Linked DNA regions of Homo sapiens: region 1 is linked to region 2. A link is a contact called in ENCODE Hi-C or POLR2A ChIA-PET data. All regions are on one chromosome and are shown on one strand. Each heading gives the region's core, a stretch centred on a gene start or an enhancer-like site at or near the end of the contact. The rest is flanking DNA. Distances are from core to core; before and after follow the strand shown.

Region 1 (6,700 bases), core at 222-2,721, 390 kb before region 2:
GTAATTCCAGCTACTCAGGAGGCTGAGGCATGAGAATTGCTTGAACCTGGGAGGTGGAGGTTGCAGTGAGCTGAGATTGCTCCCCTGCACTCCAGCCTGGGTGACAGAGTGAGGCTCTGTCTCAAAAAATAAAATAATCAGCATCTGACCATGGCAAAGATGAAGTGCCTGACTGTAGGACATCAACCACATGGACAATACAATCCTTCATAAATTCTGTTTCTCAGGCCGGTGTGGTGGCTCAAACCTGTAATCCCAGCACTTTGGGAGACCCAGGCGGGTGGATTGCTTAAGACTAGGAGTTCAAGACCAGCCTGGCCAACATGGTGAAACCCCATCTCTATTAAAAATACAAAAAATTAGCCGGGCGTGGTGGCACATGCCTGTAATTCCAGGTACTTGGGAGGCTGAGGCACGAGAATCGCTTGAACCTGGGAGGTGAAGGTTGCAGTGAGCCAAGATTGCACCATTGCACTCCAGCCTGGGCAACAGAGTGAGATTCTGTCTCAAAAAAAAAAAAAAGTTTTGTTTCTCAGACTCACCACATCATAAGGTGGATGGGCCAGCAGCAATCTGTCGCAATGCAGAAGTGGTACATTCAGGAGCAGACACAAATACAGCTAAAGTGTATAAGCTGCAGGTGGCACGAGCCCCCAGTCATCTACTGCTCTTACCTTAGCACCTCTTAGCTTATATCTATTGCCATATATGCTCTTGTGGCCAGCTAACAGAGGAGGTTGGCTCGGTGGGTGAGAAAACGCAAGCAGAAAATAGGACATAGTGAGGACCCTGAAAGACAAGGTGTTAAGAAGCAATCCTCCTAACTGGGAAGCTTTGGCAAATGCACCATCTAATTTTGGTGAATAAAAGTAGCCTGAGGTTAGGATATATTCAGAATCATGGATAGTGGTGAGTGACTGGTTGGTTGGTTAGAGGCCTTGAATGAGAAAGACTGGAAACATTGGGAATAAGGAGATCTAAGGACAAAGAATTCCAAGTGAACATATAGGAAGGGGCATGAGTATGAAGATCTTTGTATCACATGTGTATTTGTTTGCTAGGGTTGCCATAACAAAATACTATAGACTGGATGGATTAAACAATGTAAATCTATTTTCTCACAGTTCTGGAGGCCAGAAGTCCAAGGTCAAGGTGTCAGGAGGTTTGGTTTCTTCTCAGGCCTCTCTCCTTAGCTTTCGCCTTCTCACTGTATCCTCAACTCTATGCCTTTTCTCTGTGCACTCACGTCTCTGGTATCTCTGTGTGTCCAGATTTCTTCCTTATAAGGCCTCCAGTCAGATTGCATTAGGATCTTTAATCACCTACTTAAAGGCCCTTTCTCCAAATACAGTCACATTCTGAGGTAAGTGGGGTGGTTAGGACTTCAACATAAGAACTTGGAGGGGCGGGGCACAATTCAGTTCGTAACAACATGTTAAGGCATACCAGAGAGAATGCACCACATAAGAGGCACTGAACAGCCAAGTAAACAAAATGACTCAGCTAGTTGATGATAGCCTGTGTCATTAACCCCCCCAGAGCAGGCACAGTGCGCACATGAACAAAGTAGCCATACTGGCAGGAATGCAGGCTTTTTGTAGGTCCAGGGCCATGAATTCCCATTCACCACAGCTTCCCCATTTCTCCAAATTGCGTGTCAAACAGATTTCTTTACACTGGAACCAAAGTGTATGAAGGTAGCTGTTTTGCTGTATTCTTGCCGACATTTAAAATTTTTTTGATTTTGCTAAAAAAAAAAAAAGAGAGAGAGAGACAGAGTCTTGCTCTGTCGCTGAGGCTGGTGTGTACTGGCCCAATCATAACTTTCTGCAGCCTCAAATTCTGGGACTTAAGTGATCCTTCTGCCTCAGCCTCCAGAGTAGCTGTGACTACAGGCATGCACCACCATGCCCAGCTAATTTTTTAGTTTTTTGTAGAGACAGGGATCTTGCTATGTTGCCCAGGCTGGCCTCAAACTCCTGAATTCAAGTGATCCTCCCACCTTGACCTCCCAAAGCACAGGGTTACAAGCGTGAGCCATCCTACCAAGCCAATGAATGGTTTTTCATTGGATTTTAATTTGTATTTCCTTATGCTGTATATTTCTTGTGTTTATTGACCATTTGTGAATTGCTTGTTATTATCCTCTGCCCATTTTACCACTGGGTTGTTTCCTTTTTTCTTATATATTTGAAGGAGCTGGCATATTCCATACATTATCCTTCTGTTAAATGTATTTAAAAAGATCTCTCCTTGCCATTTACCTTTTAAGTCTTATGGTGTCCACCTTCATTTTTTCCCCCTTTCTTTACTCCAACCCAATTAAATTAATTATTAAAAGTTTTTCAAAAATGAAATCCTAAGTTCCTCTAATAGTTGGTACTGGACTTGCCCTCTGGTGATAAAGAATGAGAAAAGTAGACAAATTTATATGAAATACCTATTCTCAGACACTGGACAAGGAGTACAGGACTCTGTTCCCTGAGAGAAGAAAAAAGCAAGTAAGATGAGCCTAAAAACACTTTGGCTTTCTGCCTGTAGACAGTTTCTAGGCTTCTGCTCAGGGTGAGGAAATCCAAGCAGAACATAGCAGTGTTCATGGGGTGAGGAAGCAGAGATCAAGTTTGAGGAAACTAAGGCAGCTGGGATTTTGGGGGCAATTTTGCCAGAGAAGAGCTATATGAAAAAGAGGATCAGAAATGTATTGTGGTCCCACTGAGTCTGATGCCGAACACTAAGCCACATGTAAATAGAGTGAAATTCCATAACGCTGGTCAACATGCTTGTCAAAGATAAACAAATAAACTAGTTACAGTGGTAAGGACACCTATTCATCAGTAATATTCCTTTGCAATAGGGAAGAGGGTGCAGTATGAACTAAACTCAGCTTCCATTTTTAGAGGTAACTAGGCCTTATAAAGAGAGAAAGACATATGATGTTAGTTGTGGGCTTAAAAAAAACATTTAGGCCAGGTGGGGTGGCACACACCTGTAATCCCAGCATTTTGGGAGGCCAAGGCAGGTGGATCACCTGAGGTCAGGAGTTCGAGACCACCATGGCCAACATGGTGAAACCCCATCTCTACTAAAAATACAAAAATTTAGCCAGGCATGGTGGCGGGTGCCTGTAATCCCAGCTACTCAGGAGACTAAGGCAGGAGAATCGCCTGAACCTGGGAGGCAGAGGTTGCAGTGAGCCGAGATCGTGCCATTGCACTCCAGCGTGGGCAACAAGAGTGAAACTCCGTCTCAAAAAAATAAATAAATAAAAATAATCGGTTTGCCGGGCATGGTGGCTCACGCCTGTAATCCCAGCACTTTGGGAGACCGAGGCAGGTGGATCACAAGGTCAGCAGATCAAGACCCGCCTGGCCAACATAGTGAAACCCCATCTCTACTAAAAATACAAAAATTTACCTGGGCATGGTGGTAGGCACCTGTAATCCCAGCTACTCAGGAGGCTGAGGCAGAAGAATTGCTTGAACCCGCGAGGTGGAGGTTGCAGTGAGCTGCGATTGCGCCACTGCACTCCAGCCTGGGTGACAGTGCCAGACTCCGTCTCAAAAAAAAAAAAAAAAAATTGGTCAGGCGCGGTGGCTCATGCCTGTAATCCCAGCACTTTGGGAGGGTGAGGTGGGTGGATCGTTTGAGGTCAGGAGTTCAAGACTAGCTGGCCAACGTGGCAAAACCCCATCTCTACTGAAAATACAAAAATTAGCTTGGCGTGGTACACCCAGCTACTCAGGAGGCTGAGGCAGGAAAATCACTTGAACCCGGGAGGCGGAGGTTGCAGTGAGCCAAGATCACGCCACTGCACTCCAGCCTGGGTGACACAGGAAGACTCTGTCTCAAAAATAATAATAATAATAAATTAAAAAATAAAGACAAAGACTGAGTTGTGGGATAGAACAGAGGGCGCTGAGTCAGGAAAAATTACAAAGGGTTGGTTGGTGTAAATGCCAATTAGGCCACCTTTGTCTGTTAATTGGCAATTAACGAGTTAGAATTCTATCCTCCCAGAGAGACTAGGGGACAGAGGCCCTATCCTTTCCAATGATTACATTTCAATGGAATAGCTTTCAGGTCCTTGAGAAAGACACTCCTAAATTATGGGAGATACATATATCTTTCAAAGGCACAGAGGAAGGATCCACAATTCTAAGCCCTTTTAAGTAAATGCTCTAAGAAATGGTGGTCAGGAACCTATCTGTAGGTGCTGCTTTTTTAGCTTCCTTGGGCAGACACTTTAAGCCAGCAGGTGGGGCTAGGCTAAGGTCATCCTAGGAATGCAGACATCAGGTATTAGAGATTATGTTAGTGTGTATTTAAGTCTTTTAAAAATGGGGGGGAATTTTTTTGTTTGTGGTCCTTTTTTTTTTTTTTTTAAGACGGAGTTTTGCTCTTGTTGCCCAGGCTGAAGTGCAATGGCACAATCTTGGCTCACTGCAACCTCTGCCTCCTGGGTTCAAGTGATTCTCCTGCCTCAGCCTCCCAAGTAGCTGGGATTACAGGCATGTGCCACCACGTCCAGCTAATTTTGTATTTTTAGTAGAGATGGGGTTTCTCCATGTTAGCCAGGTGTGGTGGTGCGTGCTTGTAATCCCAGCTACTCAGGAGGCTGAGGCAGGAGAATCACTTGAACTCAGGAGGCTGAGTTTGCAGTGAGCTAATATTGTGGTACTGCACTCCAGCCTGGGCAAAAGAATGAGACTCCATCTCAAAAAGAAAAAAAAGCCAGGCACGGTGGCTCACACTTGTAATCCCAGCACTTTGGGGGGCCAAGGCGGGCAGATCACAAGGTCAAGAGATCGAGACCATCCTGGCCAACATGGTGAAACCCCGTCTCTACTAAAAATACAAAAATTAGCTGGGTGTGGTGGCGTGCACCTGTAGTCCCAGCTACTTGGGAGGCTGAAGCAGGAGAATCACTTGCAGTAAGCCAAGATCGCGCCACTGCACTCCAGCCTAGTGACAGAGTGAGACTCCGTCTCAAAAAAAAAAAAAAAAAAGTCTAAAAAAACCTCTTTTACATTAAAAGAGGCTTAAGGAACATAGCACCTGGATTCTAAGATTTGAAGTGTCATCTGTGGTTGGATCCTAGTTTGGACAGAATGCATGTATAAGTAATTTTTGGTACAGTTGGAGAAATTTGAGTAGAAATTAGGAATTAAATCTTTTTGACTATGTAATTTACGAGAGTTAAGAATGTCTACAGTTATTTTAAAACACTTCAGCATAAAAAACTTGAAAGGGAAAAAAATCATTGACTAAAATCCATAGACTAACATGACTTGAACTGACTAAAATTAAAAAGAAATGTTGACTTGTTTCTAAAGCAATTACCGCTTTTCTAAAATCATTACAATGTTAAATTTAATTTTTTAGAATTATTGGTTAAAAAATTTTTAAAGAATAAAAAATAAAGTAAATGAAATTATTGGTTTAAGCTGTGTGCAGCGGCACAAGTCAGTAGTTTCAGCTACTTGGGAGGCTGAGGTGGAAGGACTGCTTGAGACAAGGAATTCAAGGCTGCAGTGTTCCATAATCATACCTGTGAAAAGCCACTACACTCTAGGCTGGGTAACATAGTGAAACCCTGTATCTAAAATAAATTAATTTTAAAAAGTAAAAGACAAGAACCAGGTAGCTACAGAGATCTAGATGGCAAAAACTATTAGATAGTCTTTTCAGAATGACACCTGGGATGAATCAGCTCCAGCCATTTTCCATCTCCATTTCACCCCCAAAAGGATTCGAATTACAGGCAACAAGGGTCTGGCTAGCCTAACTTGGGTAATATGACCACTTGGCTGGAGAAGTAGGGAATCTTGACTGACAGTTTTAGCATTAGAGTGTGCAGAAGAGGAAAGGCACTTCCCTAAAGAAAAAATCAAATTATGCTACCAGAAAAAGGAAAAATTAGATTCTAGAATAGGCAAAAAAAAAAAAAAAAATAGATTTCACAACTTCACATGTGTTTGGCATACACATACATCATTTCATTTACTCTTCATAATAACCCTATGTAGTAGGTATTAACATCTCGGAGAAAGGCTCAGAGAGGTTCTGTAACTTATCCAAGATCACAAAGCAACTTGGCAGCATAGCCAGCATTTGAACTCAGTTCAAAATCCTACTTTCAAAACCCATGCTTTTTCTGTTACACCATGTGTGTAGTAGGAAAAATAAACTAAACGAACTGTTTTCTCCTACTATACTCTTAACATAGAACACTTCTGTAACAAGATGTGTGGGGTTTTTTTCTCCTGTACACCAGGCAGTTCTCCAGTGGACACCAACTGGGTGTCATATAATTCAGTTCAATTCTGACACTATCTACATGAAGTTAGAATTAGATCCCACACCTTAAGGGCTCAGTCCCACCAGACTGCCCTGCTCCTCAGATGCCAGTTGCAAGTTTGGGCCTCCAGAACTTCTGGCTATAAATTGGGAGTTCCCATGACTCCCTCCTACTTAACTTGCTAGGGAGGCTCACAGAACTCAGGGAAACATTTTATTACATCTATCGGTTTATTACAAAGGATATTACAAAGGGTACAGATGGACAGACACATGAAGAGATACATAGGACAAGGTCTTGAAAGGTCCTGAGCACGGGTGTTTCTGTCCCTGTGGAGTTGGTATGTACCATCCTCCCAGCACATGGATGTGTTCCCCAACCCAAAAACTGTACCTTTGG
Region 2 (6,029 bases), core at 2,311-4,810:
TACTATGAGCAGCAAGAAGAAATCAGGCCACCTTCAGTATTTTGCTTAGAAATCTCCTCAGCTAAATATCCAAGTTCATCATTTATAAGTTCTGCTTTCCATGAAACATGAGAATCCAATTCAACAAATTTCTTTGCCACTGTATAACAAGGTCCATCTTTCTTCTAGTTTCTAATACCATGTTCTCATTTCTGTCCAAGTTCTCACCAGAAGTACCTTTAACATTCATATTTCAACCAACATGCTGTTCCTGATGATACATGTATTCTCTAAGATGATAGACGCATTTTCTTTTCCTTTTTTATTTTTATTTTTTTGTGGAGACGGAGTTTCTCTCTGTCACCCAGGCTGGAGTGCAGTGGCATGATCTTGGCTCACTGCAACCTCTGCCCCCCGGGCTCAAGCAATTATCCTGCCTCAGCTCCCCGAGTAGCTGGGACTACAGGTGCATGCCACCACACCTGGCTAAGTTTTGTATTTTAGTAGAGATGGGGTTTCACCATGTTGGCCAGGCTGGTCTCAAACTCCTGACCTCAGGTGATCCACCTGTCTTGGCCTCCCAGAGTGCTGGGATTACAGGTGTGAGCCACGGTGCCCAGCTGATAGGTGCTTTCTCTACAGCTCTGTTCTTTCTTTCTCAGTCCTCACTGGAATCACCTTCAATGTCCACATTTCTGTTGTTGTTTTTTTTTTTCCTTTGAGTCTCGCTCTATTGCCCAGGCTGGAGTGCTGCGGTGGTGCTATCTCAGCTCACTGCAACCTCTGCCTCTCAGGTTCAAGCAATTCTTCTGCCTCAGCCTCCTGAGTAGCTGGGATTACAGGCACATGCCACCACGCCTGGCTAATTTTTGTATTTTTAGTAGAGACGGGGTTTCACCATGTTGGCCAGGCTGGTCTTGAACTCCTGACCTCAAGTTATCCACCCGCCTCAGCCTCCCAAAGTGCTGGGATTACAGGCGTGAGCCACAGCGCCCAGCTAATGTCCACATTTCTATCAACAGTCTCTTTAAGGCAATTTAGGCCTTTTCCAACATGCACCTCCAAACTCTTCCAGCCCTTACTCACTGTTTAGTTCCAAAGCCACGTCTGCTCACCAGCACCCTATTTCTTGGTACCCAAATCTGTACTGGTTGCCAGGGCTGCTGTAACAAAGGCCCACAGGCTGGGGGACTTAAACCACAGCCATTTATCTTCTAACAGTTCTGGAAGCTGGAAGTCTGAGACCAATGCGTTGGCAGAATGGGTTTCTTCTGAGGCCTCTCTCCTGGGCTTGCAGATGACCGCTTTCACCCTGTGTCTTCAGATGGTCTTCTTTCTGTGTGTGTCTGTGTCTAAAGTTCCTTTTTTTTTCAGACAGAGGTTCGCTCTTGTTGCCCAGGCTGGAGTGCAGTGGCACAATCTTGGCTCACTGCAACCTCTGCCTCCTGGGTTCAAGTGATTCTCCTGCCTCAGCCTCCTGAGTAGCTGGGATTACAGGTGTCTGCAACCACGCCTGGCTAATTTTTTGTATTTTTAGTAGAGACGGGGTTTCACCATGTTGGCCAGGCTGGTCTGGAACTCCTGAGCTCAGGTGATCCACCCGCCTTGGCCTCCCAAAGTGCTGGGATTACGGATGTGAGTCACCGCGCCCGGCCCTAAAGTTCCTCTTAAAGGATATCAGTCATATTGGATTACTGTCCTAATGACCTCATTTTAACTTGATTACTTCTTTAAAGACCCTGTCTCCAAACACAGGCATATTCTGAGGCACTGGAGGTGAGGACTTCATCACATACACTTGGAGGTGGGGGAGACAAAATTCTGCCCATAATGCCATATGTTATTTATCCATTCATCAATTCACACTTACATTTCCCTTTATTTTTTACTTTTTCTGTTTATTTTTTGAGACAGAGTCTCCCTCTGTCGGGCCAGGCTGGTCTCGAACTCCTGACCTCAGGTGATCCACCTGCCTGGGCCTCCCAAATTGCTGGGATTACAGGTGTGAGCCACCAGGCCTGGCCAATTAACACATTTCCTTTTATAGATTTAATTACTAAATCACTGTGAAAAATAACTCTCAGGTGTATAACAAGCTACAACTATTTCAACAACTTTACTAAGTTTTTTTACTTTTTATTTCTGTGACAGTTTTTCCTGATGGCTCTGAAAGTCACCCTAAGATGGTTCTCCGTACTTTATTGCCATTACTCTTCTACTTAAAAAAAAAAAAATCCACCATGTAATTTACATACCATAAAATTTATCCTTTTAAGGTGTTTAATTTGGTATTTTTTGGTTTACTAACAGTTGTGCAACCATTATTGCTATCTAATTTTATATAAAATTACAACTATTCAATTTTAAAATGCTTTTACCAACCCCCAAAGAAATCCCATACACATTGATAGTCATTCCCATTTCCTGCCAGCACCCCCAGCCCCTGGCAATCAGTAATACGCTTTCCGTCTCTGTGGATTTGCCTAATTTAGACAGTTTATATAAATTAAATCATACAAGATGCAGCCTCTTTCCCTCAGCATAATGTTTTCAAGATTCATTCATGGTATAGCATGTATCAGCACTTCATTCCTTTATTTATTTATTTACTTATTTATTTATTTGAGACAGAGTCTTGCTCTGTCGCCCAGGCTGGAGCGCAGTGGTGCGATCTCTGCTCACTGCAAGCTCCACCTCCCCGGTTCACGCCATTCTCCTGCCTCAGCCTCCCGAGTAGCTGGGACTACAGGCGCCTGCCACCATGCCCGGCTAATTTTTTGTATTTTTAGTAGAAACGGGGTTTCACCGTGTTAGCCAGGATGGTCTTGATTTCCTGACCTTGTGATCCACCCACCTCGGCCTCCCAAAGTGCTGGGATTACAGGCGTGAGCCACCGCCCCCGGCTCCTTTTTTTTTTTTTTTTTTTTTTTTTTGAGACGGAATCTGGCTCTGTTGCCCAGGCTAGAGTGCATGGCGTGGTCTCGGCTCACTGCAACCTCTACCTCCCGGGTTCAAGCGATTCTCCTGCCTCAGCCTCCCGAGTAGTTGGGATTACAAACGCTCGCCAGTATGCCTGGTTAATTTTTATATTTATAGTAGAGATGGGGTTTCACCATATTGGCCAGGCTGATCTCGAACTGGTGACCTCGTGATCTGCCTGCCTTGGCCCCCAAAGTGCTGGGATTACAGGTGTGGGCCACCACGCCCGGCTACTTCATTCCTTTTTATGGCCAAATAATATTCCATTGTGTGGATGTGTCACATTTTATTTATTCACTTGTTAGTAGATGGACGTTTGAATTGTTATGAATAATGATGCTGTGAACAACTGCATGTTTTTGTGTGTATAGATGTTTTCATTTCTCTTGGATATGCAGTAGTCTCCCCTTATCCATGGATTTGCTTTCTGCAGTTTCAGTTACCTGCAGTCAACTGTGGTCCAAAACCATTAAATCAAAACTTCAAGAAACAAATAATTTAGAAATTTTAAATTGCACACCATTCTGAGTAGCATAAGGAAATTTCATGCCATCCCACCCTGGATATGAGTCATCGCTTTCTCCAGCATAACCATTAGTCACTTAGTAAACTGTCTGGATTATCAGGTTGACTGTCATGGTATCATAGTGCTTGTGTTCACATAACCCTTGTTTTACCTAATGGCTCCAAAATGAAAAAGTAGCGATGCTGGCAGTTTGAATATGCCAAAGAGAAGTTGTCAAGTGTTTTGTTTAAGTGGAAACATGAAAGTTCTTAATAACGAAAGAAAAAAATAGTATGCTGAGGTTGCTAAGATCTACAGTAAAAATGAATCTTCATCCATGAAATTGTGAGCAGTATATTGTTGTAATTGTTCTAGTACACATATAGTTCTAATATAGTCCTACTATTATTGTTAATCTCTTACTATACCTAATTTATATAAGCTTTATCATAGGTATATACATCTAGGAAAAAACATAGTGTATATAAGGTTTGGCACTAACTATCCACGGTTTTAGCATCCACTGGGGGTCTTGGAACATATCCCCTGCAGATAAAGGGTGATGACTGTATACCTAGGAGTGGAATACTTGGTCAGATGGTAACTCTATGTTTAACATTTTGAGAAACTGTCAGACTTTTCAAAAGTGGCTAGACCCTTTCACAATCCCACCAGCAATGTATTAGAGTTCCAGTTTCTTCACATCTTTGCCAACACTTGTTATGTCTTTTTTCATTTAGCCATTCTAGTGGGTATGAAGTGGTATTTTGTTGTTTTGTTTCCCTAATGATTAGTGATGTTGAGCATCTTTTCATGTGCTTATTGGGCACATGGAGAAATGCCTACTCAAATACATTGCCCATTTTAATTGGATTACTTGTCTATTATTGAGTTGTAATAGTTCTTTGTTCTAGATACAGGTTTCTTAACAGATATATTATTTGCAAATATTTTCTCCCATTCTGTGAGTTGTCTTTTCTTGATGCTGTCCTTGAAGCACAGAAGCTTGTAATTTTGATGAAGTCCAATTTATCTGTTTTTTTCTTTTGTTTGTGCTTTTGACGTTATATCCAAGAAACCACTGCTTAACCAAAGGTCAGAAAACCCACTTCTATGTTTTCTTCTAAGAATTGTAGTTTTAGCTCTTATATTTATGTTTCTGATCTATTTATTTATTTTTTGAGACTGAATTTTGCTCGTCTCCCAGGCTGGAGTGCAATGGTGCAATCTCGGCTCACTGCAACCTTCGCCTCCTACATTCAAGCGATTCTCCCGCCTCAGCCTCCTGAGTAGCTGGGATTACAGGAATGTGCCACCACACCTGGCTAATTTTGTATTTTTAATAGAGACAAGGTTTCACCATGTTGGCCAGGCTGGTCTAGAACTGCTAACCTCAGGTGATTCAGCCTTGGCTTCCCAAAGTGCTGGGATTACAGGTGTGAACCACTGCACCTGACCTCTGATCTATTTTGACTTAACTTTTGTATATGGTGTGAGGTAGGAATCCAACTTTATTCTTTCACATGTGAATATCCAAGTGTCCCAGCCATTTGTTAATAAGACTATTCTTTTTCCCTATTGAATTGTCTTGGCATCTTGTCTATCCTTCTACTCTTAAAAGTAGATTTCATCAACTCTTTACAGAAGGACCTTGCCTATAGCCAGCTCAAACTGTGAATCAGAAGACTGATTAATTAAACTATTATGATTCACATAAAAATAATTTACTAGAGTATACAGACAACACTCATAACAATGAAAACAAAGGGAAGATTCTTACTCAGCCTGGAGGAAATAGGAGAAAGATTATAGAGGGTAGTGTCATGAAAGCTTCCTGGAAAAACACACAGGCATTAGTCAGGTAGTGTGGGCAGAGTTCTAGTCAGAGCAAATAACACATGCAAAGGCTGAGAGGCAGTTGCAGCCAATCGTCCATATGGTGGGAGTGAACTAGATAATGTCACTTACTCTCTTTACCCTATATCATTTCCACCTTTTTTTTTTTTTTTTTTTTGAGACAGAGTCTCGCTCTTTCGCCCAGGCTGGAGTGCAGTGGCGCGATTTCTGCTCACTGCAAGCTCCGCCTCCCGGGTTCACGCCATTCTCCTGCCTCAGCCTCCCAAGTAGCTGGGATTACAGGTGCCCGCCACCACGCCCGGCTAATTTTTTATATTTTCAGTAGAGACGGGGTTTCACCGTGTTAGCCAGGATGGTCTCGATCTCCTGACCTCGTGATCCGCCTGCCTCGGCCTCCCAAAGTGCTGGGATTACAGGCGTGAGCCACCACGCCCGGCCTCCACCTTCTTTAGCAAGCAAAACCACATGTAATTCTCTTGCATGGATAGAATGCATTAAATCTTAAAATTTTGTTAGACTGGGACTGACCAAAAGAATATACTTAAAAGTAAAATCAAACAGACATTATGGTCCTATGTGCCCAAGAGTCTCAGGGAAAGGATAGAAACCAGCTCACACATGGGCCTGAGGAAGGCTGAGTTAGAAAAGACTTAAGTCAACTGTTATCTTAGTTTCAGTACATTCTATTTCCTACATCTTCCTAAAGGAA

Evidence for each region. Hi-C counts contacts between places; a loop is a spot of excess contacts on that map. ChIA-PET counts read pairs that join two places held with the same protein, here RNA polymerase II (POLR2A).
Region 1: a map with no recorded cell type shows a loop between it and region 2 (2.6-fold over the local background). The contact joins two enhancer-like sites. A Hi-C loop is called at or near these places in 1 of 37 single-sample maps with no recorded cell type. POLR2A ChIA-PET finds 5 or more read pairs at or near these places in 2 of 52 experiments (WTC11 and activated B cell).

The regions. Positions count from the first base shown.
Region 1 is chr9:34,153,347-34,160,046 of GRCh38, reverse strand. No RefSeq gene overlaps it. Among named protein-coding and RNA genes, the nearest start is that of UBAP1, 22 kb to the left of the region's middle. Within about 2 kb of position 1,471, at least 5 of the 41 ENCODE cell types and tissues checked have a DNase peak (open chromatin) inside an H3K27ac peak, as active enhancers do.
Region 2 is chr9:33,763,147-33,769,175 of GRCh38, reverse strand. All of the region lies in intron 3 of UBE2R2-AS1 (UBE2R2 antisense RNA 1), which reads left to right. It also overlaps a transcript of PRSS3 not described here. Among named protein-coding and RNA genes, the nearest start is that of PRSS3, 29 kb to the left of the region's middle. RefSeq lists a silencer at 5,258-5,458. Within about 2 kb of position 3,560, at least 5 of the 41 ENCODE cell types and tissues checked have a DNase peak (open chromatin) inside an H3K27ac peak, as active enhancers do.